3 separate regions of the Homo sapiens genome follow, and all the other regions are linked to region 2. The links are chromatin contacts, found by Hi-C or POLR2A ChIA-PET in ENCODE. All regions are on one chromosome and are shown on one strand. The core of a region is the stretch at or near the end of the contact, and the rest is flanking DNA. Distances in the headings are between cores, read along the strand shown. Region 1 overlaps PITPNC1 (phosphatidylinositol transfer protein cytoplasmic 1). Region 2 holds the start of HELZ (helicase with zinc finger). Region 3 holds the start of CACNG1 (calcium voltage-gated channel auxiliary subunit gamma 1).

Region 1 (3,835 bases), core at 1,039-3,538, 230 kb after region 2:
CAAGCTGTCTACCCACCTCGGCCTCCTAAGTGCTGGGATTATAGGCGTGAGCCACTTTACCTGGCCTGCTTGTTTTTTTGAGACAGAGTCTCGCTCTGTCGCCCAGGCTGGAGTTCAGTGGCACAATCTCGGCTCACTGCAAGCTCCACCTCCTGGGTTCACGCCATTCTCCTGCCTCAGCCTCCCGAGTAGCTGGGACTACAGGCGCCCGCCACTACATCCGGCTAATTTTTTTGTATTTTTTTAGTAGAGACGGGGTTTCACCGACCTCGTGATCTGCACGCCTCAGCCTCCCAAAGTGCTGGGATTACAGGTGTGAGCCACCGCCCCCGGCCCTGGTGTGCTTTTTAATATTTTTTGGAGATGGGGTCTTGTTATGTTTCCCAGGCTGGCCTTGAACTCCTGAGCTCAAGTGATGCTCATGCCTCAGCCTTCAGAGTAGCAGGCATTACAGGTGCATGCCACCTCACCTGGCTAATAAATGTTTTTGGAGGGATGTGTTGAGCCTATGCAGGTATCCTGTTTCCCCTTAAAGTTTGCCCATGAACTTAACATTCCTCAGTGGACCCTGCCTGCAGCTATTATTACTGTAATGTTCTCCTGGTGATTTTCTATTCTCCCATGCCTTCTGCCTTTATTACATGGAATTCTTCTGTAAGGGAAATTTGTTTCTTCTCCAGGTATTTGTTTATCTATCCTCTCATTTATTTATATCAGTGTGGACTCACAAGTACTTATTTTATTCTCTGGGTGAGAGATGTTTTTAAGATGGGAAAATGGACTACTTTAAGTTAACCTAACTGTGAGCCAGGTAGCAGGAGGTGTGGGGAGGAGGAGCATAGATGCTGGGGGAGGAATGGGCGGTGGATGGAGCGAAGTTCCTAGGAAGGTCAGTGAGAAGGAGATCCGGAGGTGGGGGTCTTGGCAAAAACAAGGGACACCCTGTTCCCACAAATGGGTAAGAGGAAAGTTTGGGAGGGTCGATTTCCATGTCAGGAAGGAGAACTTGAAGGAGTTCCAACTAATTAGCTTTTGTCTTCTCCGTCAAGATGTTTTCTGTGACGACAATGGGAAGTTGACTTTTGGAATTTTAATTGTCTTGGCCAAAATTCCTGGCCTCTAGAGTAACGTTTCTCAACCTCAGCCCTGCCGACATTTGGAGCAGATAATTCATTGTTGTGGGAGCCGTCTTGTGCATTGCAGGCTGTGTCGCAGCATCCCTGGCCTCTACCCTCTAGATGCTTTAGTGCCCTCTCCTGTTTCCCCAGCAGTGACCACCAAAATGTCTCCAGGCAGTGTCAAATGTGCCCTGGGGAGCAAAATCGCCCCATGCTGAGAACCACAGATCTAAAATTAACACACACAATTCTGGCAATCCGTAGGATTCTTCTTCTCTTTATTTTTATTTTTTTGTCTCCCTCTGTTGCCAAGGCTGGAGTGCAGTGGCATGATCCATAGCTCATTGCAGCCTTGACCTCCCGGGCTCAAACAATCCTCCCACCTCAGCCTCCTGAGAAGCTAGGACTGCAGGTGCACACCACCATGCCCGGCGGCTTTTTTTTTTTTCTTGAAGAGGGGGACTCACTGTGTTGCTCAGGCTGGTCTCAAACTCTTGGGCTCAAGCAGTCCTCCTACCTCAGCCTCCCAAAGTGTTGGGATTATAGGCATGAGCCACTGCATCCAGCCCACGGGATTCTTGACCATTACTTTGAAAGACTAAGATGATGGCATTCACCTATTAATTTTCTGCAGAAAGAGCTAAGCTGCTCTAGTGTGAACACTCAACGTTGACGCTATGGATGAGGGAGGGCCCTGCTTTCTTGGGAATAGCGGATGGTCCTTTCAGCACACAGCACAGATGAATGAAGAGGAAATGAAGTTCTGGTTCGCAGAGGGTCTTTGGTTCTGAAAAGCGTTGCCGTGGTTCTAGCCTTCCTCGCGGTGGAGGGTGTTTTGCTTTCTGCGCGGTTTCTGTGTGGGCCGTGGGAAGCAACTTGATTGTTATCACAGTTGGGGACACAGCAGCTCTTCTCATAGGTTAATTTCTGAAAGCCCATTTGTTCTAAATCCAACGTGACGCCTACCGAGCTGGGTACAACATTGGTTTGTTTCATAAAACAGCCCGGGGTGTTTGGGACTCTTACTCCTTTACAACTCTCATTTGACTGTCCAAAGATGCTTGCACTGGGGCCTAATTTTCTGTCACCTTCCCTACGTTTTTAACAAGACACTGCCATTTCAAACATAGCGAACACGACAGATTGAGGAACAAGGCCAAGGCAGAGGCTGCGACGACCTCGTACAGCCGCTGATGCCATCTGTTGGTGGCTGGCAGAACTGATGCCCTTTGCTGCGAGGGAGCTTTGTTTATTGCACAGAAAGTTGAAAGTTGGCAGCAGAGAACCTTGTTACCACCTGGGAGGATAGGATTGGCAGGATTAGGGAGGACTGGAAGGGGAGGGAATGCGTGTTTGCTTTGTAGGTTGTGCATCAGTAAGCACAATCAGGATTCAGTGCCAGGAATCCATAGTTGAAACAATTTTAGGAGGATTTTTCAAGGTTCTGGCTGGGATGCCATGGGGACCTCCAATCCATTTCTCAGTCGACTGTCAGTTAAGGCATTGGGCTGTGGGAAGTTAACAGAGCAACAGAGCGGTCTCTAACGTAAAAAAACCCCAGTGTCTCCCATAGAGCTAGCATGCAGTCCTTATTTGTGGAATTTGATATTGAGGGACAGTATTAACTCCTCACTCTAATCAAAGAAGCTATGATAATATGATGCAAAACAACTATTATATTCTATCCCCTTCCAAAGTGCTTTCAAAGACTAAATTTGTCTTGATACCAATCCATTTATACCAACACATCCCCACATTTCTGATGATGAAACAGATTCCTAGAGACTAAATTTCTTTCTTTTCTTTTTTTTTTTTTTTGAGATGGAGTCTCGCTTTGTCACCCAGGCTGGAGTGCAGTGGCACGATCTTGGGTCACTGCAGCCTCTGTCCCCCCAGGTTCAAGTGATTGCCCTGCCTCAGCCTCCTGAGGAGCTGGGATTACAGGCATGCACCACCATGCCCGGCTAATTTTTGTATTTTTAGTGGAGACGGGGTTTCCCCATGTTGGCCAGGCTGGTCTTGAACTCCTGACCTCAGGTAATTCACCCGCCTTGGCCTCCCAAAGTGCTGGGATTAAGGTGTTACCCACCACGCCCGGCCTAGAGACTAAATTTCTTAGGTCCATATGTCTGCTTGATAGCAAGAGCTGGAATTAGTTCAGCCAGTGGGTTCTTAACTCTGGATGCATATAAGAATCACCTGGGAAACAAAAAAAAATCTTAGTGGTTGGCTTCACTCTCAGATATACAGATTTATTTTTTAATTTTTGTTTATTTTTTTGTAGAGATGGGGTCTCACTATGTTGCCCAGGCTGGTCTTGAATTCCTGGGCTCAAGCAATACTCCCACCTCCACCTCCCAAAGTTCTGGCATTACAGGTGTGAGCCACTGTGCCTGGCCAGATATATGGATTAACGGGGCCGGGCCAGGGCTGGGTCCTGGGCTGTGATTCTAACCTGCTGCCTGGGGTTGAAGCGCTTCTCCTCCAGGTGTGGTCCATGAACCAGTCGCATCAGCATCACCTGCGAGCTTGTTAGAAATGCAGAGTCTCAGGCCCCACCCCAGACCCTCTGAATCAGAACCTGCATTGCAACAAGGTTCTCAGATGATTCCTGTGCATGGCGAAGTTTGGAAACTCTGAGTGTTGCTTTTGAGATCAGACATACAGTGCTATCCATTGGTGTCTGTGGAGGATGTCTTATTTGTTTATTTATGAGA
Region 2 (3,888 bases), core at 963-3,462:
ACTTATTATTTTTCTAAAAAAAAACTTAGTAAAACATTTTAAGTTGAGAAAACTCGTGAAAAATGTAAAAGTAGCAAACTTCTCTTCCTCTCTATAGCACAGAAAACTATTCACTAACACTGTATCAATAATATCCTTTAAATCCAAAGCATTACAAATTAGATTAAATAAAGCACTTTGAATAAATTCACACACCGTGTGTGATCAGGACATAATGACAAACTAGTCTATTTCCTAATAAGCTAAACAGATCTCAACACTATCATCTTTATTTCAAAATAATTATTAAAGAGAAAAGTACTACTCCATTTTTCAGAAAATAAAAGCAGGAGTGATTGACCTGCCTAATTCTTTCTAACGGAAAGGGTATACTTTACGAGTCCCACAAACCAGGTACACACAAAATCCATATACATAATCACCGGGACTAAACGTACAGTAGGTGATAGACACCAAAACACAAATAAAATTAAGACATCCAAGTAAAGTTACGCAAGAAAATTTGAATAGGCAAACTATAATTATCCCTGGTGAAGATACTGATCAAGAATAGCTGCAAGTAACATTTGGCTCTTAGTTAAGTACCACTATGTTTGAGTATGTTGGAGCAACTGAAAAGATTGGTACATTCAACATATTTTTCCTTTCTAAATCTAGCCCTGCCCATAGACCCACTGACTGAGTGATACATTTGGAAAACAAAGATGGCCCCATCAAATTACTCAGTTTCAGCCTTACTCTTACCAGTTGATTAAAATAAAGAAGGAAAAAAAGGAAATCATTTTTAACTGCAGTCTCACCTTACACATCTCACCAGCACTGTAGTTCATTAGTGATCCATTACTTCATCCAAATCCTGAGGCAAATAGAAAAGATGTTTCCATACAACACCAGTAACAGACATTATCAGTAGCAAACATTTTATCAGCCTGAAGTGAAAGGGCATCTACATTTAAAATGGAAAAAGTTACAAAAATGGTACAGTGTGCAGCTTTGCAAATGAGTCTGGTTTTTGACCTTAAAACATTTCCTTTCAGTAAGGTAAAAGAATAGATTATACAATGCTCTTAAAACTCAAAAACATAATAAAATCATCTTTTTCAACACAGACTGACCTTACTTTCAAAAACATAAAGAAATGAAGGAGAGGAAATTTCATTAATATGAGTTTAAGAGAGAGCAAAATTAAGAACAAACTAGGCAAGACAGACAACTCCTCCCTCCTTCCCCCGCTCCAGGAATCCACTGTCTCTGAAGTTACACTTTTTATTATATTAATGATTTGCCTGAGAAGTGTTAAGTTGTGAGGGAGAAGGAATGACAATTTTTGAACTGCAAACAAAACCTGAGGATCCCGATCCAAGAACAATCAGAGGACCCTGGCTTCCAGCCCTGTCTGAAGATTTCTCAGCAAAGGCGAGGGTGCAGAAGGCTCCAATAATTTAGGGGAGAGGAATCGAAGTTCCCTAGGTAAGACTGCAGTCTGTGAGCCCTTGAAAAGGGTACTGGAGTACTCTCAAGGAATCTCCAGGAAAAGAGAGCCTATCTTTATTTTTGTTGATGTGCTTGTGGGCCAAAGAGCATTTCCGAGGAGGGGGCGGGGAAAGGGGGGAAGAAAGTGAATCTCGGGCCGAGAGCCCTCCGCGGGGGAGGGAGGGGGCGCACGCCTGACCCACTTTTCCCCACGCCCCCGCTCCAGCCCCCACCCCACCCGGTGGAAGTCCGAGGCCTGAGGGGGGGCATCGAGCGGGGCGTGGGAGGCCCGCACGCTCCCCACCCCCAGCCGCGACCCGGAGGAGGGGAACGTGCCGGGAGGCTCGAGTCCCCCTCCCAGAGTGCTCTGGGCCGGAGAAACCTCCCGCAGGCTCCCGGGCCAGGCGTGCAAGGCCCCCTCTCCTGCCAGGGCCCAGGACGCTGCGGGCCCCAGCGGAGGGGAAGGGGACTAAGTAGGGGAAGAAGCTGTAAACAGCCCCAGCGTCCGGGCCTCGCCTCGAAGAGCCGCGCTTCCCAGGCCCAGCCGCGGGCCGCCCAGGCCCCCAGCCTGCCCCGGGGCCGCCGCGCCCGGGGTCCGGGACACCGGAGGGGAGTCGGGTCCCCTCCCCGGAGAGCTCCGGGAGCTCGCGGAGCGGCCCCAGGAGCAGAGAAGGGGGAAGTCAGGACTTACCTGTCATTACTTTCTACGCCATCTTGGATCCACTTGTCAACGTCCCCACAAAGCATTATGGGTAAGAAAGAGCCTTTAAAGTGACTCCCCCCGGCCCCCGACTCCCGCCTCCCGCCGCCGGCGCCGCCCCCTCCGGCCGCGCCTCCCGCCCGGAAAGTTGCCCCGGGTGGACTGCCGACCCCGGCGCCCGCAGCTGGCCCCTTCCCCTCCCCCGGGCTGACGGCATTGAAAATTCACCCGCATTTTTAAAACGTGGCTTTGGGGTTTTCTCCCTTTCTCCTGCCCCGGCCTCCCTGCCCCCACGCCCGGTCCTCTCGCCTCGCCGCGTTCCTGCCCGGGCAGACGCCCCGCGTCTGCATTGAATCAACCCGAGGTTTCCTTGCCGCCCGCGGCGCGGCGCGGAGCTGCTCGCGGATTTATTTGTGCGCGTGGATGTGAGCGTTTCTGCTCCTGCGGCCGCGCTTCCAGGAAGCCCGCGAGCGGCCGGGGTCGCCTTCAGAGGCCGCGCAGACCAGCTCCGCACCCGCCGCCCGGAGAGGTGCCTCTGCCCTGGGAAACCGCCCCGGGGCCGTTGGGCTCCGGGAACTGGGAGGACGCCGTGTCCCCGAGTCCACCAGCGTCGAAGCACGATTTAAAAAAAAAAATTGAGCCAAATGCAACTTTTTACCCCTTGTTTACTCTGTGTCCCGCGGTCTCCTCCTCCGGGCGGGTAACGTGATCCGCGACCCTCTAGGTGGGGACCCCTCCCCTAGGAATGTGGCTCCAGGCTCCGCGGAGCCACCCTGGGAGCGTCCGGGCTGCGGACTGTGACTCCGGGGCAGGTAATCCGGGGCGCCGGCTGCGGGCTCCGGGCGGGGCGGGGCGCGGAGGCAGCCAGGGCTCGGGGGAGGGTCCCGGGCGGAAAGCAGGGTGCGCCAGTCCGGGTCCACCTGGCGGGTCGGGGGAGAACCGCGGGCGCCGCTGCAGCTCGGGAGGCTGGAGGTGGGGACGCCCGGCGTCTCCGGGCTGCGACCCGCTGCGCTGGAAAGTGTGGGGCGCCTTGGCGCGGGCTGAGGTCTCTGACCCGGGCGAGTACCCCCAGCCCGCCGGCCACACTGCTGCCGGGCATCCTCTCCCCGCGACACCACGCCCGCTTTCGGCTGCGCGGGGCGAGCAGCGTACTGACCCCGGCGTCCAGCCGCCCAGGTCCCCCCAGCAACGGAGGCCCCTTGGTCAGCCTCCTCCCGCGCTCTCCGCAGAGCCTCTGGTCCCTGCTTTGCTGTCTTTGGAGGCCTGCTCCAGTTGCTTTTTTTTTTTTCCAAGCAAGTTTTTACAACAAGGAGATACCCAAAAGAAAATTCTCCAAGACAGGAATGCTTGCGAATTGTATTCGGTACAAAATGCTGTTGAACGGCTCTACCTTTAGAAGACCGCAGAAGCACTGGCATTAAAACCCTCTTTCGGTGCACGGGGAGGGCCTGGGGCCTTGGATCTACCCGAGGATTTTACGCTCCTCCAGACCCTATCAACAGCCTCACTAGGAACGTGAACGGTGGCAGACAGGAGCCCTGCCCCTGGGGAGCCAAAAACTCCACCAGGCAATTGTCCCGGTCTGATGAGAAGGTGTAGACACATTAAGGGATTGGCCCCGGGTCACTCGTGAAGGAGGGAACGAGGTAGTGAGTCATTCCCAGCCAAGAACGCAGCGTGCTGGGGAGCAACCTCCCCTGAGTCACCTGCTTCTC
Region 3 (3,692 bases), core at 723-3,222, 200 kb before region 2:
CTGGGCCCCCACAAACAACAAGAGAGGGCTCAGAGGCTGCAGCCATGTCCCAGCTTCTGGGAATTCCCCATGGAGATGGTCTACCCACCTGGTGACAGGCAGTTTCTCCACGAGCTGAAGCAGGGGCGGTGGCATATGTCAACAGTCAGTCAGTGATCAGTCAGTTGTGATGGATTAGCACCCACAGGGAACACAGAGGTGGGGGGACAGGGAGGAAGGGAAGCAGAGATGAGAACAGTGGGGAGATAAGCTCTCAGGAGATTGTAATATGTATGAGAGACTGATTTTAAAAATATGGAAGTTTGGATGGAACTGCAATAAGCACAAGCCAGTGGCTGGAGATGCGAGGGTTCAGCTCAGCCCTGGGGCTGTTCACCAGGTAGTCCTGGCTCCTCACATCTCCTCTCTGGGCTGCAGATTCCTAATCTGTCACAATAGATCATGAAGTTTCTTCCCAGTTCCAACCATTCGTTATGACTTTGGGCTCTGGGTCCTGAAACCTGGATTCCTCATTTTCTCGCTGTGTGACCTTGGACAAGTGACTTCATGTCTCTGAGCTTCCATGTCCTTGTCTGTGAAATGGCAGTAACCGTTGTAGTCCCCTTGTGGATTGGTGTGAAGAGTAACTGTGACAATGGATGAAGGCTTAGCAGGGTACCTGGTAGATAGTAAGCACTCACTGAAGATGAGCCACTGTTCTGATTATCATCATCATGAACTTTCTGTGATTCTAAGGCTGGAGGCCGAAACATTTCTGTCCACATGGGCAGAGTCTCTGTAAATCGTGTCAATCTGAGGCCAGGATTTTGAAGCTCAAGGCCCCACCCAGCTCAGGAGGCTATTCCTGGTCATGCGTCAGCCTCTCGGCTACACCCAAAAAGGGCCACCCTGTGAGCCGAGAAGGAAGAGATGACACAACCCAGGAGAGATGTAGAGGCTGGAGCCTCGGAGACCAGCCTGGGGGCCAGGCGGGTGCACAGGACCGTCGGAGGGTGGTCGATCCCGGGCTTTCTGTGTTCTCTGCACGCCCATGAGCTCCTAATGATCCCCTATAAATCAACCTATTCATTCTTTTTTACTCACACACTTATTTTTCAAATTCAAACATAACTGGAAAGTCGTTATCACCTGCTGTTAATAGAAGGCAAAACCAAACAGTGCCCTGAAAAACAGAATGACCAAGTCCAGCAGGATTCCTCGTCCTCTTCGGGCCGTTCTCGCTTTGTTTCAAAGGACACTTTACAGGCAATAATGACACTGACCTCGAACAGAGCTTTGCTCTGGACCCAGTTTTGGGGATGGAAAGAGAATTGAAAAGGAAGTAATGTTCTCGTGGAGGGATCAGAGTTGGGTAAGGCCAGACCTGGGAACCACCTAAAACCTTCCTATGGTTTGGGGGATGCCGTGGGGTTTGTGGCTAAAACGCTTGCCTAAGAGGTGGACTCCACAGGCCCTGGACTGGGTTCCCGGGATGTCATTAGACAGAATCCTAGCCCCTCAGATCCCAGGATGAGAACCTACTCACTGCCCTGCCGGTAACAGGCTTACCCCGTGGGAGCCCGGGACAGCCGTGCAGCCCGCAGCTCCTGGTCTCCTCCCCTGGCCTGGGCTGCCCTTTCCCATCAGCCCAGAGCAGGCAGATCCCCACCCCCGGGGCCCTGCTGCCCACCTCTCGCCCTCTCCCAACTCAGGCACCCTGAGCTGCTACTCACAGAGGCCTCAATCTACCATCCAGAGCCTTCTCTCCTTGCCACCCTGCCCCGCCGCACTGGGGTATTTCTGGCTCCCAGAGGGGCAGAAAACCCTGAAACCCGAGCAGAAGCTGTCCTCGGTGCCACGCCTGGAGATGGGCATTAATAGCAGCCTCCCTCAGGCCCCTGACGCGTCTGGGCAGCTGCTCAGCACGTCCCGCGTCCCTCGGCCCCAAGGCCAGCCCACTCTGGCTCAGCCAGGCACACTAAACTTAGTGGCCACTCCCAGCTCGACAACCACTGCCACCCCCCAAGCTCGGCTTGTCACCTGCCCTAGGAGACGCAGCCGCCGGACCCTGCCCAGGGCACCCACGCCTCGGCGACCACCATGTCCCAGACCAAAATGCTGAAGGTCCGCGTGACCCTCTTCTGCATCCTGGCAGGCATCGTGCTGGCCATGACAGCCGTGGTAACCGACCACTGGGCTGTGCTGAGCCCCCACATGGAGCACCACAACACTACCTGCGAGGCGGCCCACTTCGGCCTCTGGCGGATTTGTACCAAGCGCATCCCCATGGACGACAGCAAGACCTGCGGGCCCATCACCCTGCCCGGGGGTAACGTACCCACCCTCCGTCCCGATCCCCACCTCCTGCTCTTCCCCGTCATCCCCCTGGCAAAGTTGCCCTTGCGAAGGAAGGCAGGTTTCTCTGCCTAGAAATAGGGCAGCCGCCCAGCCTTTTCTGCCCAGGGAAGAAGATATGAATTGCATGTGTGGTGCTGGTGGCTGGGGCTGGGTTGTAAGACGAGGGCGTTTGTCCCAGCTATTTCTGTCTGGCTGGACCTTGGGGCTTTTTGCCCAGAGCAGAGAGCTGGGCAGGCTCAAGAAAGGAACTGCAGCTCTACCAGCCCAGGGACTTCTGGGCCCCACCTGCTCACTCTCTCCCTGCAAAGAAAAGCTAGGTGGCTCTGTGTCCTCAGGCTAGGGGGACCCATGGGGCTGGCAGGTTTGTTCCTGGCCTCAAGGCAGGAGAGGAGAGAGCATAGGCGATGGAATTTGCAGGGTCCTGTGCAGAATGAAAATGCAGGGTTCCTTGCTCCAAATTACCAAGGATTTCAAGGCAGTGACAGCAGCACATGAAACCACACATGGGCCCTTGTGGGCTCTGGGCCTGGAGCAGCTGCACAGGTTGAATGTCTGTGAAGCAGGACATGGCTGTAGGCTGTAGGTGAGCCACCTGCCCCCACCTTCTTTTTTTTTTTTTTTTTTTTTTTGAGACAACTTTGTCGCTCAGGCTGGAGTGCAGTGGCATGATCTTGGCTCCCTGCAACTTCTGCCTCCTGGACTCAAGCGATTCTCCTGCCTCAGCTTCCCCAGTAGCTGGGATTACAGGCATGCACCACCACACCCATCTAATTTTTGTACTTTCAGTAGAGACGGGGTTTCACCATGTTGGTCAGGCTGGTCTCGAACTCCTGACCTCAGGTGATCCACCTGCCTTGGCCTCCCAGAGTGCTGGGATTACAGACGTGAGCCACCATGCCCGACCTCCACCTGTCCTTTTGTCAGGACTTCAGTCCTCTATGCATCCTGTCTTAGCTCAGACCCTGTCAGAGTTACAAAGCATTTCCTCACCCTGTAATTTAAGCGTATTCCTCGATTTCCTACCGTGTGACCGAACCACACGTTGAAGGTAAGGTCCTTTTCAGGAGTACCTGGTAGTCGCGTGACTAGCCTCTATTCTGCAAATGCAGAGGCTTCTGGATTCTTAGCAAATACAGCACTTTAGAGGAAAGAGTGCTCATGGAGACCAGGCAGCCAGGGATCTAATCGCCATTGCCCACTACCCTCAAATGACCATCCAGGGAGGACAAAGCTCATCTCAGCCTCTGCTTCTTCCTCTATAAAATATGGGACTGACTCTCAGCAACGTGAGATCCCTTCCTCGGCTTACAGACGCCCATCCACAGTGGCAGTGGAGCAGAGTGATGTCAGTGTGA

What was found. A loop is a pair of places that touch in the nucleus more often than their neighbours do. ChIA-PET counts read pairs that join two places held with the same protein, here RNA polymerase II (POLR2A). Pooled maps may share reads with other maps.
Region 1: a pooled map shows a loop between it and region 2 (4-fold over the local background). The contact joins the enhancer-like site here to the promoter of HELZ in region 2. A Hi-C loop is called at or near these places in 7 of 50 pooled maps. POLR2A ChIA-PET finds 5 or more read pairs at or near these places in 3 of 52 experiments (CD4-positive, alpha-beta T cell, HCT116 and activated T-cell).
Region 3: a loop to region 2 is called in a map of gastrocnemius medialis, with 2.1 times the contacts of the local background. The contact joins the promoter of CACNG1 here to the promoter of HELZ in region 2. A Hi-C loop is called at or near these places in 1 of 168 maps with a recorded cell type or tissue (gastrocnemius medialis) and 2 of 50 pooled maps. POLR2A ChIA-PET finds 5 or more read pairs at or near these places in 3 of 52 experiments (H1, activated CD4-positive, alpha-beta T cell and activated naive CD4-positive, alpha-beta T cell).

The regions. Positions count from the first base shown.
Region 1 is chr17:67,473,268-67,477,102 of GRCh38, forward strand. All of the region lies in intron 1 of PITPNC1 (phosphatidylinositol transfer protein cytoplasmic 1), which reads left to right. Among named protein-coding and RNA genes, the nearest start is that of MIR548D2, 3.6 kb to the left of the region's middle. Within about 2 kb of position 2,289, at least 21 of the 41 ENCODE cell types and tissues checked have a DNase peak (open chromatin) inside an H3K27ac peak, as active enhancers do; they include CD4-positive, alpha-beta T cell, where a contact is called at or near this core.
Region 2 is chr17:67,242,984-67,246,871 of GRCh38, forward strand. HELZ (helicase with zinc finger) reads right to left here and starts at 2,213. Exons shown (of 33, transcript NM_014877.4): 1 at 2,165-2,213; 2 at 801-856. HELZ-AS1 (HELZ antisense RNA 1) reads left to right here and starts at 1,793. Exons shown (of 4, transcript NR_136398.1): 1 at 1,793-2,225. RefSeq lists enhancers at 1,437-2,424, 2,425-3,411 and silencers at 1,741-1,790, 1,891-2,380, 2,931-3,020, 3,031-3,230.
Region 3 is chr17:67,042,582-67,046,273 of GRCh38, forward strand. CACNG1 (calcium voltage-gated channel auxiliary subunit gamma 1) reads left to right here and starts at 1,973. Exons shown (of 4, transcript NM_000727.4): 1 at 1,973-2,308. The coding sequence starts at 2,080.